Linked DNA regions of Homo sapiens: region 1 is linked to region 2. A link is a contact called in ENCODE Hi-C or POLR2A ChIA-PET data. All regions are on one chromosome and are shown on one strand. The core of a region is the stretch at or near the end of the contact, and the rest is flanking DNA. Distances in the headings are between cores, read along the strand shown.

The links. A loop is a pair of places that touch in the nucleus more often than their neighbours do. ChIA-PET counts read pairs that join two places held with the same protein, here RNA polymerase II (POLR2A). Pooled maps may share reads with other maps.
Region 1: a loop to region 2 is called in a pooled map, with 3 times the contacts of the local background. The contact joins two enhancer-like sites. A Hi-C loop is called at or near these places in 2 of 50 pooled maps. POLR2A ChIA-PET finds 5 or more read pairs at or near these places in 2 of 52 experiments (activated T-cell and naive thymus-derived CD4-positive, alpha-beta T cell).

What each region holds. Positions count from the first base shown.
Region 1 is chr6:107,786,091-107,789,481 of GRCh38, reverse strand. The region is part of intron 1 of SCML4 (Scm polycomb group protein like 4); the gene reads left to right. Among named protein-coding and RNA genes, the nearest start is that of SCML4, 37 kb to the left of the region's middle. Within about 2 kb of position 2,086, at least 5 of the 41 ENCODE cell types and tissues checked have a DNase peak (open chromatin) inside an H3K27ac peak, as active enhancers do.
Region 2 is chr6:107,656,868-107,660,123 of GRCh38, reverse strand. SOBP (sine oculis binding protein homolog) reads right to left here. Exons shown (of 7, transcript NM_018013.4): 7 at 1-1,917. Among named protein-coding and RNA genes, the nearest start is that of SCML4, 170 kb to the left of the region's middle. RefSeq lists enhancers at 1,790-1,979, 1,441-2,017, 2,220-2,269, 2,018-2,595. Within about 2 kb of position 1,868, at least 21 of the 41 ENCODE cell types and tissues checked have a DNase peak (open chromatin) inside an H3K27ac peak, as active enhancers do.

The DNA.
Region 1 (3,391 bases), core at 837-3,336, 130 kb before region 2:
CAGCCGTGCGCTGTCTGCACACCACAACATGCCAGAGGAACCCGCCTGGAAAGGGACCTGTGTTTATGCGGGGCAGTGGGGAGGCAGGATGGGCTGGGACTCAGAGGAGATGTGATGACCAGAGGTGCTCCGCTTCCCTCCCGTCTACCCACAAACATCCAAGGAAGGGATCTTTCTGGGTTCATCTTCACGTCCCTGTGCTCTGCTTAGTGTCTGGCCACTCTAGGTCCCCAGAAAATATTGTCAAATGATTGAAGGGATGATTGAGGAGAGAAAGAGAATAGTCCACTTCTGGCCAGTACTTCCCTTTGAGGGTTAAGAATTCGCTTTTGACCTTGGTCTTGCAGTACTTGTGAAGCCTGCGGAACCAACAGGCTGTGTAAGAGTGGCCACTGAGGGACATGGGCCAGAGAAGTAGTGACCTGCCCACAGTGTCCCTGGTGGAGCAACGCTGGGACTGTGCCTATCAGGACAGCTGAGAAGCCTTTGTGATACTTGGTGACCAGAAGCAAATTAGGCTGCATTTTGTCTTCTTTCCTGTAAGTCAGGGAAACACACACTGGGGGAGAGTTTTCCTATGCTCCTTGCTCCAGCCCCCACTCTTTCACCCATTCTGTTCTCAGACCTGGTGACATTTTACTTTCCTAGTATTTGAAGACCCTGGGCTTTTTCTTTGTGAAATAAGAGGGGAGAATAAACCGGTGTGTAGTGACTGTACATACAATGATGGCGACAGTGTCAGGCACCACCAGTACCCTAGCCTTCCTCCCTGGCTCACAGCTTTCTAGAGAGCTCTAAAACCCTCCCTAATACCAGGGTGTTGGTAGCAGCTTCACCCCCATGAGATGGGCATCATCTAGATGGGAGACAAGACTAACGTGATGCTCTGTAGAAAAAGATGAGGAATGTCGCATTGTCTGGATGGGTGTATTTCTTTTGCTTGGCAAATAAAAAGAAATGATCTGTCTTTATGTTGCCTTTAGGGACACTGCAAACAAGATGGTTGGAAATAGAGTTTCTATTGACTCTCTGTTCTCTACAAAGAGAACAAAAGAAAATAATTACCCAGGAAGAATAGTAATTTGTATCACACAGGGTTTACCAATTATGACAGGATCTCATGGTCATTTTCTCATGGGATCCTTATGGCAGCCTGGTGACATGGCTCTGGCAAGTACTGAAGTCTCCGTTTGACAGGGCAGGACACTGATACCCAAGAGTCACTCTGCTATTCTGCTTACTGCCCACTGCAATGCAAAGCCAGCTTTCCTGGTCCTTGCAGAAACATGGTCCTTGTCTATTGGGGAAGCAAAGCTTTCAGCTACCAAATGTGGAGAAACAAAATCAATTTCACGATAACTGTGCACTTGCTCTTGCCTTTTACCTCTAAATGCATCTTTCCTTGACCTGCACAAGAGGTGAAGGCATTGGTCCTGGTGCTGTTTTCATGTTTATTTTCTGCTGATTGTTCCCTGGGTCCGAGGTGGTATCTTTCTTAGACAGTTCTTGGAGGGCAAACATTGGGTTGCTATGTGTCATTACATAGCAGTAACAAAGTGTTTTAGATACTTCAGTGTTTTCCAAAGAGTATCATATGAAGGTATCATAGTTACACATTTCTGTACTTCAGGATGAGCATCTATATGCCTGAAAATCTGTGTGAAAATGTCTGTTGGAATTCCTTGAAGAATTCACAACCCCACCCCCGCAAGACTGGTGAATGGATTCCTACTTGGCAAGGTGCCGACTTGGAGAGTTGTGATTTGTGTTATTTGAATCTTGTTGCTTTATTGTTGAAGTTGTAAGAATTTTTATTAGCAAAGTATGTGAAAGGAATCTAGCTATACTGTTGGTTTATATTACAAAAAATCATCTTGAAAAGAGAATTTGCTTTATAGATAAAGATTGAACTAGAAACAACCCAAACACCAAACCACCAGCGCTTTCTCAAAACTAAATGTAAAGTATAAATAGAGAACAAAACAGGAAATAGTGGTTTGCAAAAATATATATATATGTGTGTGTGTAGCTGCATTCTAAGGTGTCTTTCCTTACACTGTGGGATGTGAGTGCCGAGGCTGAGTGACAGTCGCAGCTGCTGCCTCCTTAGCAGAGACAAGTGTCTCGCAGCAATTGCTGTCTTACTGCTGCCTGCAACCACTCTTTAGCAATCTTCAAAAAAAAATTCGGATCAGCTCTGTAGGCAATAAATAATTATGTTGTTCTATTCACCCGGTTATTTCATGCCCAGAGAGTTGACTGGGTTACTTTATACCATCCAAGCTTTCATGTTGTATCAGTCCCATTTCTTTATATCCTATAGAGACATGGAGATGTGGCCTGAAGGATCAGATTTCTCTCCTGTCCCCCAGCCAGCTCTGTTGCCAGCTCTCTGAATTCTGTCCAGGGCCGACACAGGGAGACAGCTGTAGGGAGTTATGCAGAGAGCTCTGGGGTGGAATCTACCCTCTGCCCACTAATGGGTGATCTCATGTAGCCTCTCTGGGCCTTAGCTCCTCATCTGGAAATCCGAGGACAGTAATGCTTATCTCAAAACCATTGTGAAAATTAAAAGAGATGAAGTAGGCGAAGAGCCATCTTGGCAGCATGGGATGCTCTGCGTCTTATTGCAGTGGCCTTGTTGTTGGAAAGTGGTTGCTGAGTCCTCTGCAGGTAAATTTCTGAGCCTGGTGGCCACTACTAAAAACAAAAGACAAGTACCCTGGGCTGGACTCTGCTGCCTCAGTGCTAAGGAATAGGAGGAGTCCTGGAAGAGGGCTGGGACACTGATCGTCCATTCATTTGTTCATACATCATTTATTTAATAAATATTTGTCAATCCTTAAGATGTGCCAGACACTGAACCAGGTGGGGATAGATGGAAGAAGACACAGAGCCTTCTCCAAGGAGCTCAAGCATATTAGAACAGAGAGACAGGGATGCCAATAAACAGAATAACATGTTGTAGGTGCTGTGATAGAAATGGGTCAATTACAGCCACAAGAAAGGATGTAGAATAGAAAGATTCTGTCCAAGTAGCAATTTTCAGGCAAGACTGTGGGGGAGGAGCCTCTGGAAAGCCACTTCCTTGAGAAACACAAATTTTTGTAGGTGGCTCCTTTTCATCTAGCCAGGGGAAACCACTCACATTTCAGGCAGAAACTGACACTGGTGGGAGAGAGGATAAGCTCCCTCTTGCTGAGCAAAGAACAAGTAATGCCTCTTCTTTGACTCCAACCTTAGACAAAACCATGAGTGGGGGCCCCAGATTAGAAGCTTCTGAGACCTGCTGCGATCCAACTCACTTGAGTTCTCATTGTAGCTTTGATTCAGATTAGAAGCAGGTCAGTTTCATTATTCCAGAAGACTTTCTTAGACTTGGAAATAATAA
Region 2 (3,256 bases), core at 619-3,118:
AGATTTATTTTTTGTTTGATGAATCTGACACCAGTCAGGGAGAGGAGAATGTTGTGACCCAGCAGAAAAATATGGCCCCAGAGGAGGGGCGGCTTCTTCCTGCCTGGGTGGGTTTGGTGCTGGGGTTGATTTGTTATTATTTTTTAATTTGTTGCTGGAAGGTTTTCTTTTGTTTACTTTTATAAATCTCTCCCCGGGCTTGCGAGCTTCCCCTCCCTCCCGCCTCCCCTTCCCCTGCCCCCAAATTTCATTTTTAAAAAGCGAGCTTGCTCGCCAGGTGTGTCCCCCAAGCTCTCACAGCTCTAATAAATAAGGAGCACCTGTAAAACAGTAGCTTGACTTGTGAAGTGACTCTGTACAAAGGAGAATCTAGAAATACAGTATGTACACCGCATCCTTGGGCCGTGGTGCTTCAAGGCTGGCGCCACACCGTCCTGGCCCTGCCCACCCGCAACTCGCCACCCCTCCTGCTGAGGCTCCGCGGCCTTGTGGGGCGGGGGCACCTGGACCCCTCCAGAGGGAACAATTGCTTTATTTGAGTTAGTAAACAGATACACTGAATCACAAGGTGATTTGATTTTTTTTTTTTTTAGTTTTCTTCCTTTTTTGATTTTTTTCTTAATTTTTTCTCTTCTTTTCTTTTTCTTTTTTTTTCTGTACTCATCAGAATGGGATACTCCACAACTGTCTCACCAACTCAGTGCCAGTACACATGCTCTAGAGGACTTCTGGACTCGCAGCTACAACTGTACAAGTGCACACAAGTGAATCTACCCTGTTATCCTCCACCCACTGATTGAGGATCGAATTGCACATTTCTCTTAACCATGACAGGAGAAAGCAAACAGTGAAACAGAATCATGGGTGATCTTTCTCACTTTCCCTCTTGTTTTCATTGGTTTGTCCATACCATTCTAATTATCATGAAAGGGCTCTGCATATAGAGAGATTGTCTCACTGACTTCCTGGATCACCGAAAACCATCAGGGTTGAAATTTCATCTGAGTCTTTCCTGACGCCCAGCAAATATTCCCCCTCGGATTATTTTACACCTTGAGGGCATTTTGGTCTTCAGTTCAACACTCTTGCTCTGTTCCCAAATGGGGCGCTATTTAGGGGAATTTAAAGAGAAAGCTGAGAAGAATAAACATTTACCGAGTTCTCTTGGCATTCAGTCTCTGAAAAACCACAGTATAAACTATTCATGCTGCTTCTTACATCTGTCAAATCGAAAATTAAAAGCCATAAAAGTGTAACACTGAAAATATGGCATCAAAAAGGATAAAGGTGGCCTTTGTAAAAATAACAAGAAAAGTATATTAGCCAATAAAATATTCTAACTCTTCATTTAAAAGTGCATCCCGGGCAGGACAGAGATGACTCTGAAGCATTGGGCCTCCAGGACCACCCCTCTCCGCCATCAAAACGTGAACAATATAGGTCCAAAACCGTACAATGCAAATCACAATTCTTAGTGTAGCAGCAAAACCACAGCAGTTTTTAAAAAGATTAAAAAAAGATTTTTTGTGTTCCAATCCATATCATCTTCCAGCCTCAGTCGCTGAGCCTTGAAGATGGGGCGGGGAGAATACCTACATTGGTCCTTGTGGCTTGTCGGTATTTCGTTTTTTTTAAAAGCCAGGGGTGAAATCCCTAAGTTCCTCTGGGGAGAAGCAGAGATGGTGGCAGCAGGAAGGCTGGGCCTGCTTGGTGGGTCCAAGATGCGCGGGCTTCTCTGGGCTAGAGGCCATCGAGGGAGGGCTGCTTCCTCTGAGATGCTTAATGACAGGAAGCGGCTTTATTTGCTTGAGTTTTAGCCAGAGGGGGTGGTGAGCTGACCAGCTGGTGTCATTGGATGGCGTGACATGGTTTGCTCTGCGCCCTCTCTCCATGAGCGTACCCTGTGAGTGAACGTTCCTGGAAAAAGAGCAGAAGGGGCTGTCAGAATCCACTGGACCGATCCCCCTCCCTCCGCCCAGCTGGGGAGAACCCAGGCATGAGTCAGACAGCAGCACACTCTCCAGCCGCCAGGGCAGACCTAGGATGAGCCCCAGAACCGCTGCAGCACAGCGTGATTTCAACAGGAGTTTCATTCACGGTCTGCTCAGGTCAGCCCTGCCAGCTTTGTGTGAGGAAATGAAACTCAAGTCGCTTTTTGGAATACCATAATGAGTAGGGTACACCACGCCCTCACCCAAAGACCACAGCATCCTTTGCAACCCAGCAACCCTCCCCCTCCACATGACTGCATGCTTAACCAGCAGGAGGCTTTTTTTTTTTTTTGAGACAGGGTCTCGCTCTGTTGCCCAAGCTGGAGTGCAGTGGTGCAACTGGCTCACTGCAATCTCTGCCTCCCAGTTTCAAGTGATTCTCCTGCCTCAGCCTCCCAAAGTGCTGGGATTACAGGCATGAACCACCGCATCCAGCCCCAGCAGGAGGTCTTTTGAGTCACCCAAGGTCACTCCAAAGCCAGGCAAGGTCACGGAGGACCCTGGAGCTCCTGACCTCACTCCTGTAACCCCATGTCTCAGCTCTGGTATTTGCTGAAAAGAGGGCCAATAGATTCACTTTTTGGCAAGTGGAAAATTACCATGGACACATATACCTATCTTCAGAAGTTTCCCACAAAGGCAACTAAGCTGGAAGAAATGCTTGCTTTTCTCCGTGTGTGGGTCTTGCCTGTAAAAGGTGAGCCATTCACATCTCTTCACATCCAAAACAAACAGTAGCACTGGACTGGAAGAAAATAAATCAACCAAGAGCCTTGGGGTCCCAGGGCAGAGGCTCTGAACAGGATTTTCCACCAGGAAAGTCAGTTTCTGGGGAATGCTCATCCCAACATTCACCGAGATATGAGGCTCTGCCTCTTGATACCTGCAGCCTTCTTTCATTTGCCGCCAGTCACTTGGTTTGAAATAGAGCTTCCTGAGGCCACTCAGTCAGTTCTGGGAGCAGCCACTTAGAAGTCTGCCAACTGCATGGTAAAGCCCCAGAGGTCAGGGGCTTGTCTGTTTTGCTCGTGTCTCTACACCCAACTCGTAGCTCAGAGTCTGGCCCGCTGTGGGCGCTCGACACACTTTGATCACATGAGTGGGTCAGGCGCCTCTCTTCTGCCATGCCCCAAAACAGCACCTTTTCTTCCTGCCAATAAATGAGGCTGTCAGAAATGTGAATGGGTAAAATTTGGCTAAGGTGAGGTGGTGACAGAGGACTTGTAAACATCTTTACAACTGTTGAGATTATTCTTAGAACAATG